Regions from separate parts of the Homo sapiens genome. Here region 1 is linked to region 2. Evidence: chromatin loops called from intact Hi-C (ENCODE). Cell type or tissue: gastrocnemius medialis. All regions are shown on one strand.

Region 1 (8,000 bases), 120 kb after region 2:
GGGCGTGGTGGCAGGTGCCTGTAATCCTAGCTACTCAGGAGACTGAGGCAGGAGAATCACTTGAACCGGGAGGCGGAGATTGCAGTTAGCCGAGATCCCACCATTGCACTCCAGCCTTGGCGACAGAACGAGACTGTCTCAAAAAAACAAACAAACAAACAAAATAAACCAAAAATTAGCTGGGTGTAGTGGTTCATGCCTGTAATCCCAGCTACTTGGGAGGCTGAGGCAGGATAATCGCTTGAACCTGGGAGGCAGAGGTTGCAGTGAGATCACTCACTGCGCTCCAGCCTGTGTGAGAGAGCAAGACTGTGTGTGGGGGTTGGGGAGTAGATTAGAACATGTATTTCAGCAGTGGAGAGGAGCTAAAATTGAACTATCGAAAAATTGTTTTGCTCTGGTACAGTGGCTGACACCTGTAATTCCAGCACTTTGGGAAGTCAGGGCAGAAGGATCACTTGAGCCCAGGAGTTTGACACCAGCCTGGGCAACACAGTGAGACCTTGTCTTATTATTTTTTTTTTTTAAAGAAAATTGAAAAGTTGGTTTTTGTTTCTGTTTTGTTTTGTTTGAGATGAAGTCTCACTCTGTTGTCCAGGCTGGAGTGCAGTGGCACCATCTCGGCTCACTGTAACCTCTGCCTCCCGGATTCAAGCAATTCTCCTGCCTCAGCCTCCCAAGTAGCCAGGACTACAGGTGCACACCACCACGCCCAGCTAATTTTTGTACTTTTATTAGAGATGGGGTTTCACCCTATTGGCCAGGCTGGTCTGAAACTCCTGACCTCAGGTGATCCATCTGCCTCAGCCTCCCAAAGTGCTGGGGTTACAGGCGTGAGCCACTGCACCCGGCCAAAAGAATTGTTTTTAATGACCGGGTAAAAGGCTTAATTGTATTAACTTTTTAAAAGTCTGTGCGATAAAAAATAAAACTCAGATAAAGTAGAAGGCAACAGTGGGAAGTCATGAATATAAATAAGGGCTTAATATAGTGAAATATCTAAACTTTATTAAAGGTAGTACCTAGGCTTTTTTTTTTTTTTTTTTTTGAGATAGAGTCTCACTCTGTTGCCCAGGCTGGTGCAATCTCGGCTCACTGCAACCTCTGCCTCCCGGGTTCAAGTGATTCTCCTGCCTCACCCTCCCAAGTAGCTTGGACTACAGGTGGTGCCACCACGCCCGGCTAATTTTTTGTATTTTGTTGTAGAGACGGGGTTTCACTGTATTAGCCCAGATGGTCTCAGTCTCCTGACCTTGTGATCCACCTGCCTTGGCCTCCCAAAGTGCTGGGATTATAGGCATGAGCCACCCCACCCAGCATACCTAGGCCTTTATAGATGAGGGATCAATTTTAGTTCAAATAAATGGCACGTATATGGGTAACTAGTTGATAGTAACAAGGGCTGCAGTCAAGGTAATCAAAAAGTGCCATGAGTGCTTAGCCATTTTCACTGAGGGAATGAGGTGACTGCCCCTGACCCCGAGTGTCCTGCCATCCTTTTAGAGTTAAGCCAGACAGTTAGGCTGCTGCAGGCTTCCACAGGATGTATTGGCCCTTGGCGTGTGATGTCATTGGCCTGTGGTAGATGGGGTCTGTGACAACCAGTCCTGGGGGTTTGTTCTCAGCCTTATTCATGCTCTTCTATCGTGACATCCTTATGAGAACCCTTGGGAGAAATTTTTGATTTTGGTGTCAGAATTTCACCTGAAGGATTGGTTTGCTTTCATCTTTTGAACCCTGAGTTATGTAACTGTTTTCATCTTAGTGATGATTGCTAAAAAGTTTAGTTAGAGACAGATAGATGTATGGGCTGACTCTTGACTAATTTAGACATCTTCCAGGAAAACATTTCTGTCTTGTCATCTGTGGCTCTGCCTGTGGGGTTTCTCCATGTTTCTTTTGTTTGTTTGTTTTTGTTTACTTATTAAATTATTATTATTTTTTGAGACAAAGTCTCTCTCTTGTCCCCCAGGCTGGAGTGCAATGGCGCGATCTCGGCTCACTGCAACCTCCACCTATTGGGTTCAAGTGATTCTCCTGCCTCAGCCTCCCAATAGCTGGGATTACAGGTACGTGCCACCATGCCTGGCTAATTTTTGTATTTTTAGTAGAGACAGAGTTTCACCATGTTGGCCAGGCTGGTCTACGAACTCCTGACCTCAGGTGATCTGCCTGCCTCAGCCTCCCAAAGTGCTGGGATTACAGGGTGAGCCACCGTGCCTGGCCTATTGTTTATAATTTTTAAAAAATTGTTTAATGCCTATCTATCTATATTTACTAGAGATGGGGTCTCACTATGTTGCCCAGGCTGGTCTCGAGTTCCTAGGCTCAATCGATATTCTCCCTCATCCTCCCAGAGCATTGGTATTACAGTTGTTATTCTTTTTATTTTCTAGTCTGTTATGCTGAATTGCATTTATCTTTTAAATAGACTTTAAATATTCTTTGGCAGAAAGTGAGGAATAAATACATATATTACACCTATAAAATCAGTAAAACGAAATGAAAATTATCAAGCCCAATGTTGTAAGGGCCATAGGGAAATAAGCGCGTACACGTGGTTAATGACAGTGTGCACCGAGTTTCTGAGGAGTGTGGCTAGCAATAGACACTTAGTGCTATAACATTGATTCTTTTTTGTTTTTTGTTTTTTTTTGTTTTTTGAGATAGAGTCTCGCTCTGTCACCCAGGCTGGAATGCAGTGGTGCGATCTCGGCACACCGCAAGCTCCACCTCCCAGGTTCACACCATTCTCCTGCCTCAGCCTCCGGAGTAGCTGGGACTACAGGCGCCCGCCACCACGCCTGGCTAATTTTTTGTGTTTTTAGTAGAGACGGGGTTTCACTGTGTTAGCCAGGATGGTCTCGATCTCCTGACCTCATGATCCACCCGCCTCAGCCTCCCAAAGTGCTGGGATTACAGTTGCGAGCCACCGCGCCCGACCTATTTATTCTTATTAAGCGGTTAATACCACTTTTGGAAATGTATCGCAGAGAAGTAACCCAAAAGAAGATAGTCCTTACAAAATTATTTATAGCTGCAGTGCACAACAGTGAAAAGAGGGGAAGCAACCCAAATGCACAGTGGTAGAGAGTCAAATAAGTCAGTTAATATAATGGAATGTTACAAAGCTACCAAAAAGGATTCAGTGGGTTAGATAAATAGAAATGTCCACAAAACATGTAAATTATCAAAACATGCATTAAATCTATTTAAGAATATGTAGATATAGCAAAAAGAATGAGCTGGTCATGGTGAGACTGCTAGGTGGGAAGGGGTCCTGGGAAAAACCCCAACCGGCCTGTACACTGGGGTGGAGCCCCCCGGAAAAACTCCAACCGGCCTGTGCACTGGGGTGGAGCTTCGGGAAGTGGCGCAGTCTTTTGTAGCAGGGAGGAGCCTGGCCCCTCTTCTTTCTGTGTAGAACCTGGGATTCTAGCTGCTGGCAGGAAGCACTGTAGCAGAGACTCTGGCCTTGTGAGAGTCCTTCTTTCCCCCTTTTCTTCCTTTTCACTCAATAAAACCCTGTCTTACTCACCATTCAAACCGTCTGCCAGCCCGGGGCAGACACTCTTCTGTCTCCTGCTTCCAGTCCTGTAAAGATGCCAGGATCTCCCAGGGCATGGCAGGCACCCTCAAAGGTAGACGTGATTGAGGCCCTAATGGGCTGTCTCCAGCCTGCTGACGGGGGTGGCGGCTTCTCCCGGGCTGCCGCTGGCCAACCCACTGCGCTGCAGTCCACCTGGTGCTGGGGCTGTGGTGCTAGGGCTGTGGGGCACAGTCCTTCAGGACCCACTCCCTTTCCTGCCCAGAAGATCCAGGCCTGGCGTCCTTATGTCCCCTGGAAAGCTCACTCCCATCCTCAGGGTAGGAGGGCAGTTGCACGCTGGGCTGGTTTGGGCGTGTCCTGGGACACCCCTGCAGGCCAGATGCAGCAGGGGATGTGGCTCTGAGGGGTTGCTGTGGGCAGGTTAGCGTGGAGCTGGGTTCTGGAAAGGAGTTGCCGTGCTGTCTGCCAGGACCCCTCCTCTGAGACAGGGTTGCCTTGTGGGACAGTGCCCCAAAGTGCCCTGGGCACGAGGGGTCCCTGCGCCCCCCACACACTGACCCCGCATTGGGGGGCCCTGCACCCCACACACTGATCCTGCATCGGGGGGCCCTGGACCATCCTTGATGTTGCCATGCCCCTAGCTCTGGTGGCACTGGGACCCTCCAGGATGGGCTGAGCAGGGGCCCCCTCCACCAGTGCAAACCCCAGCACCAGCGGGAGTGGGCCTAGGCAGGGGGTGCAGGGAGTGACACTCAAGGGGACCTGCCCCAGCCTCCTCTTGTACTCTGGGGGTTCTCGTTTTCCTTGGCTGAGGGAAGTGGCCTCTCCCCGCTGAAACCTGGGGTCAGGCTGAGTGTGGGAGGAAACGGGGGTGGGGAGTGAGCAGGACCCCAGACCTTGGGAATCCTGAGTTGGGGTGGGGGGGCAGGCTCTGCCTACGATGTGCCTGGGGGCCTGGGCTGAACCCCCTCCTGGGGAGCCAGGCTCACAGGTTGTTCTGTGGGACTCAACAGGGGACAGCGTCCTGGCCAGGGTGAGGAAGGCCATCACACCGGGGTCTGCGGGAGGCATATGCAGGCTAAGCTCTCACCTGCCTGGCCCCCCCCACCCCGCAATCTGCTGCAGCCATTCTCTCTGCCTTGGCCGGGACCCGAAGTCCGACCACCATTCCTGGGGCTCCCCTGCCAGGCGGGCACCCCCTGCTTAGAGGCCATCCCCACCCCCTCCATCTGCCCCTGTCCTAGTGACAGCCACCTGTCCTGGTGCCCTGGTTGAGGGGAGGAAGCTGTCCTTGCACCCCTGGTCTCGGGCGCAGCCTCAGCGCCGCATCAGAGCTGCCCGGCCCCCCTCTACTGGCCATTGTCGGAAGTGCAGCCCGGCGTGAGCATTGCCTTTCCCTGGAGATGGGACCCAGAGCAGCACCGCTGGAAACAGGGAGTCCCCCACTGTTCCTGACAGCGGCAGTAGCAATTGCGGACCATGCAGACTCAAGAGAGCCCCAGCCCATGTCAGCACCAGGAGCCAAAACCGAGTCAAGGGCTCGGTGCGGGGACCAGCTGGGGGCGGACCTGGGAAGCCTGGATGGCAAGTGGGGCAGGAAGGCGCCCACTCCGGGACTGCCTGGGCTGCAGGGGGTCTCCAGCCAGAGACGTTGGGTGAGACAGGGCGTCCGCCCTCGAAGGGCTGAGTGACAGAACTGCCCTGGGGTTCCGCCCAGCCCAAACGGGCTAGATGAAGGTGGAGTCCAGAGGCCTCCCCGTCCTGCTGGCTGAGGGCCTGGGCCTCAAACAGCTGCTTCATTATGAGCGCCGACTTCTGCTCCAGCTGCATGACGCGCCCACTCTTCTCGGTCACCTCCTGGGTGAGGCGTCGGTTCTGCTCCTTCAGCATAAGGATAGTCTGCTGCTGCCACCCCGGGAAGGAGGTGAACGTCAGGGCAGGGCAGAGGGGCCCGGAGGAGGACGTAGGTAGGGCCCGGCTGGCACCGGCCGCAGCCAGCAACTCCCCCACGCACCGGGCCACCTCCTGTACCTTAGGCAGTAGCCGCCCCAGTGGGTGGGGGCTCCCCGCAGGCCCAAAGTCGGCGCTGGCTCTGCTCTGGCCCAGGCGGCACTGGCGGTCCTGCACTGGTTGCAGCCGCTGCTGGTACCAGTCGCGACCCCGCCATCATCTCCAAACCCTGCAGCAGCACCACCTTCTCCTGCTCCAGCTCCTTCATCTGCTTCAGCAGGCCGCAGTCCACGCCGCTGGTGATGGTGAGCCTCCGACTTCCCTTCGGGCACGGGGGGCCAGTCGGACATCCCGAGTCCACCTCCAGGGCCCTGCAGGCCAATGAACCTGCGTCCGCGCTTGCGCTCTGGGTCCGCTCTGGCTCCGCGGGCAGGACGCCGCCTCGGCGGGGGGTGTACAGCTGCTCCGGGCTGCGGGCCGCGCCGCGCCGCCTGAACCTGGGCGGGGGCTTCTCCAGGACTGTCTGTGGCTCGTTGGCCAGCGTAAACGCCAGGCGCTGCAGCGGCTGGTCCCCAGGCTGGGCCGGGGCGCACGTGGGGTCCCGGGGGCAGCCGATGGCGCTCAGCAGCTAGGTGGGCAGGTCGGCCACAAAGCGCTCGAAGGTCAGGCAGCCACTGGCCGAGGCCACCTGGCGCAGGCCCTCCAGCATCCCACGGGGCAGCTCCCGCGTGTCGGCCCCCCGCCAGCGGGACTGGCTCTGGCGCAGGTGCACGCAGCCGCCCCGCGGGTCGTCCAGGATGTCCAACAGGGTGCGCAGGCTCTGCAGGAAGGCGCACGGCAGCCCCTCCGTGCTGGGCGCGGGCGCGGGCGCGAGGGGGAGGCACGTGGCCCCGCTCAGCCATGGCAGCCCCAGCCATGGGCGCCCGGGCTCGGTCCCAGCGTCCACCCGCGTCCGTCCCCGTGCGGCCCCACGGCGGGGCCAGCCCAGCCCACAGCAGTCTCAACCTCTCGGGCTCAAGCCATTTTTCTGCCTCAGCTTTTCGAGTAGTTGGGACTACAGCCACGCACCCCTACGTGGGCTAATTTTTGTATTCTCGCATCCAGTACAAAGATGCTTTTTGTAGTAGCCACATTTCTAAAAAGCGGTATGCAAATTGAGATTGTCGAAAACATTCTAAAATGTAACAGAGGCACAGAAGCAATAAAAAGATTCTTTTATCAGACAACTTCTTCCTTCTCCGTGGAGCTCAGAGGCAGCTTACGTTGTGATTAGAAATGTGGGCTTGGCCAGGCGTAGTGGCTTACACCTGTAATCCCAGCACTTTGGGAGGCCAAGGCGGGCAGATCACCTGAGGTCAAGAGTTCAAGACCAGCCTGGCCAACATGGTGAAACACTGTCTGTACTAAAAATACAAAAATTAACTGGGCGTGGTGGTAGGCGCCTGTAATCTCAGCTACTTGAAAGGCTGAGGCAGGAGAATCGCTTGAACCTAGGAGGCAGAAGTTGCAGTGAGCAGAGATCAGGCCACTGCACTCCAGCCTGAACAACAAAGAGTGAAACTCCATCTCCAAAAAAAAAAAAAAAAAAAAGACTGTGGGCTTTACAGTCAGATAGACATGGTTTCAAATTCCCACCCTGCTACCTGCTGTCTGTATGATCTTGGGCAAATCATTTAACTTCTCTGAACTTCAGCCCCCTCATCACTAAAATGGATAATATTAATAAGAGTATCCATTGTGGCTGGGCGTGGTGGCTCACGCCTGTAATCCCAACACTTTGGGAGGCTGCCTGAGGCAGGCGGATCACCTGAGGTCGGGAGTTTGAGACCAGCTGGCCCAACATGGAGAAACCCCAACTCTACTAAAAATACAAAATTAGCTGGGCATGGTGGCACATGCCTGTAATCCTAGCTACTCGGGAGACTGAGGCAGGAGAATCACTTGAACCTGGTGGGTGGAGGTTGCGGTGAGCCAAGATTGCACCATTGCACTCCAGCCTGGGCAAAAACAACGAAACTCCATCTCAAAAAAAAAAAAAGAAAAGAAAAAAAGAAAAAATAAGAGTATCTATTGCATAATCTTAGGATTAGAGAAATGTGCTTGTAGGGTACACTGTGTAGTACTTGGCTTATGGGTCTGTTTTCCGTGAGTATGAGATCATATTTACTAAGTTATTATACACTAAGTTAACTGCTGGAAAGGGGGTTAGTGAGGATTCCTTCATAACTTTAGAGATGAAACATGATTTTCCTATTGCTTCTTTTTTGTGATTCTTTTCTCATGGGAAATACTGTCTTTTCTGCTTTGTAGATATTGAAATGGATTCCAGGCGTGTGCCTCGAGACAAGCTGGCCTGCATCACCAAGTGCAGCAAGCACATCTTCGATGCCATCAAGATCACCTAGAACGAGCTGGCGTCAGCAGATGACTTCCTCCCCACCCTCATCTACATTGTTTTGAAGGGCAACCCCCATGCCTTCAGTCTAATATCCAGTATATC
Region 2 (8,000 bases):
AAGACTCCATCTCAAAAAAAAAAAGAAAAAGAAAAAAAAGTTCTACTATAAATAAAAATTAGACTTCCTATCCCACTGACAGTCACTTCATTGAAAACAGGAATTTCACAGGAAACTTGAAAACAGCACCAAAAACTATAATGTTTTCCTACAGCATTTTAGGAGCTTTATCCAACATCAAACAAATAAACATAAGTTAAATAGTATTAAATAGGATAGCTGTTGTTTCACATGTTTACGTATTATAACAACAGTCTAGATTATTTAAACTCACTTCAGCCATGTGAAATAACACACGTTTCTACAGTGCTCTATGATAAAAGTGTATATTTAATAAGATTTTCAAAATGTTCGGCCTGTACTATGAAACTTCTTTTTATGGAGACAGGGTATCACTCTGTCACGCAGGCTGTAGTGCAGTGGCTTGATCACAGCTCACTGCAGCCTGGAACTTCCGGACTCAAGCGATCCTCCCACTTTGGCCTCCGAAAGCACTGGTATTATAGGCATAAGCCACTGCACCAGCCTGAAACTTTTGGTTTTAGTGTGATCACTTTTTTTTTTTTTTTTTTGAGACAGAGTCTCACTTTGTTGCCCAGGATGGAGTGCAGTGGCACAATCTCGGCTCATTGCAACCTCCACCTACTGGGTTCAAGAGATTCTTGTGCCTCAGACTCCCGAGTAGCTGAGATCACAGGCACACACCACCATGCCTGGCTAAGTTTTCTGTATTTTAGTAGAGACGGGGTTTCGCAGTCTTGATCCAGGCTGGTCTCTAACTCCTGGCCTTAAGTGATCTGCCCACCTCAGCTTCCCAAAGTGTTGGGATTACAGGCGTGAGCCACCGCACCTGGCCTATAATGCGGTAACTTCACTGATGGGCTAAGAAGCCACTTGGTACCATTTCTATTCTGAGTCACAGGTGTTAGGTTTACACAGGTATTTCCTACATTTGAGGGATAGGTCATCTCTGCTAGAGATGTTTGCTCTGCAGCCAATAAAACCCCACGTGCCAGAAATTAAACTCACACAGTCAAGACTGAAATTCTATGTCTCTAGCCAGAGACTGACATAGGTAAACAGAATCTTAGTTGTATATGTAGACATCACAATGAGTAAGTACTGGTAACATTTTGTTCACTGAAAACCAGCAACAAAAATCAAAGAAATCAATGAATTTATTCTTATCAAATCAGTTAAATACTCATTAAACACTTGTGTGCCCAACTGGGGTTGAGAATGCAAAAACAGAAATGAGTGCAGAATTCCTGTTTACAAATTAGCTGGGTCAGACATCCTTACAGAAAGAAACAACCAGGAAATGAGTATACATTCACTTCAAGAATCTTTTCTTTTTTTTTGTAGAGATGCAGTCTTGCTATGTTGCCCAGGCTGGTCTCCAACTCCTAGCCTCAAGTGATTCTCCCACCTTGGCCTCCGAAAGTGCTGGGATTACAGGCGTGAGCCAACATGCCTGGCCTCACTTCAAACATCTAAAGAGCAGAGAAGATTAAAATACAAGACAGAAGTAATTAGCTGGGCATGGTGGCGAGTGCCTATATTCCCAGGTACTCAGAAGGCTGAGGCAGGCGAATCACTTGAACCCAGGAGGTGGAGGTTGTAGTGGCCAAGATCAAACCACTGCACTCTAGCCCAGCGACAGAGCAAGACTCCATCTCAAAAAAAAAAAAAAAAAAAAGCAAATAATCCAGCACTATACTGAAAACATTTGTCCTTATCAGCTATATAGCAGCCTGTACGTAAGAGCTACATAAAATTCCATTTTAAGGCCGGGTGCAGTGGCTCATGTTTGTAATCCCAACACTTTGGGAGTCCAAGGCTAGAGAATCACTTGAGGCCAGGGGTTGGAGACCACCCTGGGAAACATATAGGGATTCCATCTCTACAAAAAAATTTAGGCCAGATACAGTGGCTCACGCCTGTAATCCCAACACTTTGGAAGGCCGAAGCGGGCAGACCACGAGGTCAGGAGATCGAGACCATCCTGGCTAACATGGTGAAACCCCCGTCCCTACTAAAAATACAAAAAATTAGCCAGGCATGGTGGCGGGTGCCTGCAGTCCCAGCTACTCGGGAGACTGAAGCAGGAGAATGGCATGAACCCTGGAGGCGGAGCTTGCAGTGAGCCAAGATCAGGCCACTGCACTCCAGCCTGGCTGACAGAGTGAGACTCAGTATCAAAAACAAACAAACAAAAAATTTAGCCAATCAGGCTAAATTACTAGGTGGGAAGCCTGTGTTCCCAGCTACTTGGGAGGCTGAGACAAGAGAATCACTTAAGCCTGGGTGGTAGAGGTTGCAGTTAGCTGTGTTCCTGCCATTGCATTCCAACCTGGACGACAGATAGAGACCTTTTCTTGTTTTTGTTTTGTTTTGTTTTGTTTTGTTTGAGACGAAGTCTTGCACTGTTGCCCAGGCTGGAGTGCACTGGTGCAACCTCGGTTCAGACAACCTCCGCCTCCTGGGTTCAAGTAATTCTCCTGCCTCAGCCTCCTGAGTAGCTAGGATTACAGGTAGGCGCCATCATGCCCATCTAATTTTTGTGTTTTTAGTAGAGACGGGGTTTCACCATGTTGGTCAGGCTGGTCTTGAACTCCTGACCTCGTGATCCAACCGCCTCGGCCTCCCAAAGTGCTGGGATTACAGGCATAAGCCACCGCAGCTAGCCAGGGAGACCCATTTTAACCACATAAGGACCCAGCTAAAAACCCTTCCCTGGTTCTGTCACCATCAGATTAAAGCCTAAGCTCCTGTATCTCTGTCCTGTACTTTTTCTCTTTAATAACCACCCTCCAGGCTCGGGAGCCGATGCCTGTAATTTCAGCACATTGGGACACTTGAGGCGGGAGAATGGCTTGAGTCCAGGAATTCAAGACCAGCGTGGGCAACGCAGCAAGACAACATCTTTACAAAATCTTTAAAAATCAGCTGGGTGTGGCGGCACCCATTTGCAGTCTCAGCTACTCGGGAGGTTGAGGTGGGAGGTTCACTTGAGCCCAGGCAGTTGAGACTTCAGTGACTCGTGATCGTGTCACTGTACTCCAGCCTGGGTGACAAAGTGAGACCCTCTCTCTCAATAAATAAATAAATAAATAAATAAATAAGCACCTCCTTGTAGTTACTGGCCTCCCCTCCTTTGGTTCCCCCCTCTCCCTCACTCCACCCTGTTAGTCTGAATGTTACTCATTCTTCAAGACACATGCAGAAAGTATTCCCCGATCCCTTCCAGGCTCCACACCCAACAGCATGGCCTAAATGCCCGGCTCCTTCCTCGGTGCTCCATCTTAGCTCACACTCCTTACCACACTGTTCTGAAAGTATCTTGACTGTCCCTTCTCCTCAACTGGCTAACTTCTAGAGAGCAGAAACTGACTGATTGGAAAGGTCATTAAATATTCATATCCTGAACATTTCTTAATCTTGAGGATATGAATCAGTAACTCTTAAAAGCAAAATGTTATTTATCATTAAATGTTAACAATATAATCACATCTTCTTGCATCTCTGGCAAGTTTCCTGGTACAACAATTTTAAGGAACAGACTAACAGCAGTTAAAGCCGCGCAATGGCTCACGTCTCTAATCCCAGCACTCTGGGAGGCCGAGGCGGGAGGATCGCTTAAGGCCAGGAGTTTGACACCTGCCTGGGTAACATTGTGAGATCCCATCTCGAAAAAAATAATAAGGAAAAACAAAGCAGTTTTAGATTTAGAGAGGGGAAAGTAGCTCTCCAAGCCAAAAACCAACTCCCAAGGTGCTCCGGTAAACTCGTCCTGGGAAAATTTCCTATTTAATCTCAAAGGCAAAACGAGCCCACGGACGCCCACGACACATTTCCCAACCACAAGGATTGGTCACTCGCGCTGAGACACCGCCAGCTGCCTATGACCTAGCCTCCAAAGCGGCAGAGTCCTTCCCTCTCTCTCCCTAAACTGCCGTGATGGGCATCCCCCGGCTCTCCTCCCAGACGGTTCGGAAATAGGGACTTCTGCTCCTAACCCCGGCCCCGCAGCCTCGCCCTCAGCCACGGGGTGGAAGTCAGGACCATAGGCTTCAAATCCCCTCCCAACTCCGGGACGCTTCTGTCCCCCCAGGGCGACGCGGGATCAAATCCCGGCGCCCTGCCGCGGCCGGGGGCTGTGGTCTGGGTCCGAGCGTCCCATCCCGGCGCGTTCCGGGGAGGTCCTGGGATGGGTCCCGCGCGACCACAGATGTTGCTTCGGAGCCAGCATCCTGGACGGGGAAGTGGGAGCCGGACCGAGGGGAGCCGCCGGACAGGGAGGCGGCCAGGAAGTGATCCAGGTCAGGCCGTCGGGGCACGGCCGGGCGCTGGAGATGCCGGCAACGAGCACGTTGGACGGAGAGGCCGCGCACTGTGAGGATTAAGGGAACCGAGGGCGGCCTGAAACGGGGCAGGCGGCGCTGACGGGGCCAGAATATGGGAAGAAGGACAGCGGGAGGCACCGACGCGCAACTGTCCCGGCCGCGCGGACGTCACGGACCAACAGCCCCGCCACCCCCGGCCCAAGATGCCCCGCCGCGCAGCTCTTAGCCCCAGTCCGTCCACTCCGTACCTCGCCCGCGTGTCCGCTGGCGTCCGAGCCGCAGCTCGCCCGCGTCTGCGCCGTGGTCCAGGTCACCGCTCGCCCACGTCGCTCGGCAGGTCTGGGTTCCCCAGTCCGCTCCAGCCTCACACACACCCCCTGCTTGCCCCGCCCCCCCGGCACCGCCAGCGCACGCCCGTAACGCACGGCGCGCAAACATCACTTCCGGGGCCTTTGGCTGATGACGGGAGGAAGTGCGAGCGGGATCCAAAGGCTTACACAGAGTAGGGTGCCGCTCTGACGCCCAAGAGCAAATAGAAGAGGGTAGCCTCCGCGCTAAAGCTGGGGCGCTGGGGAGCCCCGGAGAAACCAACGTTTCCTAGTCTGTGGCTCAGTCCCTACTTCCGGCTCCCGATGCGCAGCAGCGGGAGGGCGACGCCGGCACCGCGGCGACTCCTGGAGCCGAGGCCACGGTGGAAGCGCGAATGGGAGGTGGAGCGGAGCCACTGCGCCGAGGGACGCTTCAGAAACTCTGTTTCAGTCCTTCGCGGATCCTAGGATGTGACAGGTGTTCGAGTTAAAGGGTCTTAAGCCAATCGTTTGATCCAAAAGCAGCTGAATCTTTAGGAGGCCCAGGCAGGAGGATCGCTTGAGGCCAGGAGTTCGAGACCACCCTGGGCCACAGAGGGAGAGCCCCCATCTCTACAAAAGAAATTTTACAAATCAGCCGGGCATGATGGCGGGCACCTGTGGTCCCAACTACTGGGGAGGCTGAGGTGGGAGGATCGCTTGATAGCCCAGGAAGTTGAGGGTGCAGAGATCCCTCCACTGAACTCCAGCCCGGGTGACAGAGCAGAGCGAGACCCTGTCTCAAAAAGAAAAAAAAAAAAAAAAAGCGTAACTGAGACCCAGAAGTGAAATAATTAACCAGTGTCACAAAGTATGAATGGTTGAGTCACAAATTGGATACTGTTTACTTTCTTTATGTGATTCCCATGTAAGGAATATTAAAAACAGTAGCTACATGCTGATTGCTCTGAGTCCTGGATGCCATCTATGGTGAAAGGTGCAGTCACAGAAAGAAAGAAAAGAAAATACAATGCTGTGGCTCTTAGATAGACCTGGGTTGGAATCCCAGCTTTGCTAATTGTCGCTGTGGTGTTCTTGGACAGGTTGCCCAATTTTTCAGTCTTCTTTTTTTCTTTTTTGAGACAGTCGCGCTCTGTCACCCAGAGTGGAGTGCAGTGGTGTGATCTCGGCTCACTGCAAACTCCGCCTCCTAGGTTCAAGCGATTCTCCCACCTCAGCCTCTCGAGTAGCCGGAATTATAGGCGCCCGCCACCATGCCCAGCTAATTTTTTCGTATTTTTAGTCGAGACGGGGTTTCACCATGTTGGCCAGGCTGGTTTGGAATCGTGACCTCAAGTGATCCGCCCGCCTTGGCCTTCCAAAGTGCTAGGATTACAGGTGTGAGCCTCCGCACCCGGCTAATTTTTGTATTTTTACTAGAGACAGGGTTTCATCATATTGGCCAGTCTAGTCTAGTACTCCTGACCTCAAATCATCCACCTGCCTTGGTCTCCCAAAATGCTGGGATTACAGGCGTGAGCCACCGCGCCCGGCCCTAATTTCTGTTCTTGCTCATTATTGGTAAAGTGGAGATTAATTGATTCGTTTCTCAAATTCTTCCTAGGTGCCTAATGTGTGCTAGGCTGAGGGTACAACAGAGTATAAAACAAAAGTATGGCTGGGTGCGGTGGCTCACGCCTGTAATCCCAGCACTTTGGGAGGCAGAGGCGGGCGGATCACCTGAGGTCAGTAGTTAGAGACCAGCAGAACCAACAGAGAGAAACCCTGTCTCTACTAAAAATACAAAATTAGCTGGGCGTGGTGGCACATGCCTGTAATCCCAGCTACTTGGGAGGTTGAGGCAGGAGAATCACTTGAACCCAGGAAACAGGTTGCAGTGAGCCGAGATCACGACATTGCACTCCAGCTTGGGCAACAAGAGCGAAACTCTGTCTCAAAAAAAAAAAATGAGAAAACAAACACAAAGTACCTGTGCTGAGGAGGTGGAGGAGCCAATAAACAATAAATTTAAAGTAGTACATTACATGGTGATAATTGCTATTACCAAAAGACAATAATATTTACTTTAAAGATCTTAACTGACTTGTGATCATAGAATCAGGCAACACACCATTCTCTAAACCATTCTGTGAAACAGAATGAGTGTTTCCTCTTTTTTTGAGATATGGTCTCACTGTTGCCCAGGCTGGAGCACAGTATTGCAATCTCAGCACACTCCTGCCTCCAACTCCCTGGCTAAAGTGATCCTTTTGCCTCAGCCTCCCCAGTAGCTGGGATGGTAGGTGTGTGCCACCACACTCAGCTAGTTTTTGGGGTAGAGCTAGTTTTTTTTGTAGAGACAAGGTTTTGCCATGTCGCCCTGGCTGGTCTCGAAGTCCTGGACTCAAGCAATCTGCCAACCCTGGCCTCCCAAAGTGCTGGGATTACAGGCATGAGTTTAGGCCCCTGGCCCCACAATGAGCGTTCAATAAGCTGAGCAGAAGAGGTTGGTTTTAAAGACAGAAAAGGCCTGAGGAAAGCAGTAACAAAAAGTGGGTATCATTTCAAAGTTTCCTTGTGAAGGTTAAGACAAAGAGGACTGGCTGGGTGTGGTGGCTCACACCTGTAATCCCAGCACTTTGGGAGGCCGAGGCGGGCTGATCACCTGAGGTCAGGAGTTTGAGACCAGCCTGGGCAACCCCACCTCTGGTGGTGAAACCCCACCTCTACTAAAAATACAAACATTAGCCAGGCGTGGTGGCCTATACCTGTAGTCCCAGCTACTCTGGAGGCCAAAGTGGTAGGATCACATGAGCCTGGGGGGTTGAGGCTGCAGTGAGCCGTGATCATGCCACTGCACTCCAGCCTGGGTGACAGAGCAAGACCCTGTCTCAAAAAGAAAAAAAAACTGCAACCAAGAAGCTTGCAGCTTTAAAATAGACAGGAGTGGCCTCGTGAGGTGACCTGAATAAAAGATGAGGGAGCCAGCTGTGCTCCTATGCAAATATCTGGGCAAGAATGTTCCAGGCACCGAACAGATAGAGGGAAGACCCTTCTGACACCGCTAACCTGTTTAGCAGTAGCAGAGTGAATGAGGGGATGTAGAAGAGGTCAAAAGGCAAAGCAAAAGCCAAACCAACGTCAATATGGGAGGGAACTAGCAAGAGCACGGATGCTGGAAAGTCTGACTTACTGGGACATTAATGGAAACATCTATCACACATGACTTTATGATTCCACTGCTAATTTTGATGTTGGTTATTGGTTTAGAGGAGGGATTCTTTATCATGCCACGTGAGTACTTTCTTGTTTAACTCAGGAATGAAAACGTGGTTACCATCTTTACCTGTAATTCTGTGAAAACACT

What was found. A loop is a pair of places that touch in the nucleus more often than their neighbours do. Peaks named below come from ENCODE experiments on the same cell type or tissue, not always from the same donor. Only the 100,000 strongest peaks of a DNase experiment are listed, where the experiment ranks them.
Region 1: a loop joins it to region 2, with 3 times the contacts of the local background. A loop is called at or near these places in 11 of 110 quality-filtered maps.

What each region holds. Positions count from the first base shown.
Region 1 is chr7:66,554,648-66,562,647 of GRCh38, reverse strand. It overlaps the pseudogene RABGEF1P1 and the pseudogene SAPCD2P3. Among named protein-coding and RNA genes, the nearest start is that of LINC03011, 65 kb to the right of the region's middle. RefSeq lists silencers at 3,242-3,474, 4,812-4,921 and enhancers at 3,501-4,316, 4,317-5,132. In gastrocnemius medialis, a CTCF peak has its summit at 4,914 (motif pointing left); DNase peaks (open chromatin) are centred at 4,041 and 4,878; H3K27ac peaks cover 617 bases.
Region 2 is chr7:66,678,853-66,686,852 of GRCh38, reverse strand. It overlaps a transcript of RABGEF1 not described here. Among named protein-coding and RNA genes, the nearest start is that of KCTD7, 54 kb to the right of the region's middle. RefSeq lists a silencer at 4,644-4,893 and an enhancer at 4,162-4,901. In gastrocnemius medialis, no CTCF peak of the experiment used is centred here; DNase peaks (open chromatin) are centred at 3,907 and 4,762; H3K4me3 peaks cover 2,175 bases; H3K27ac peaks cover 2,088 bases.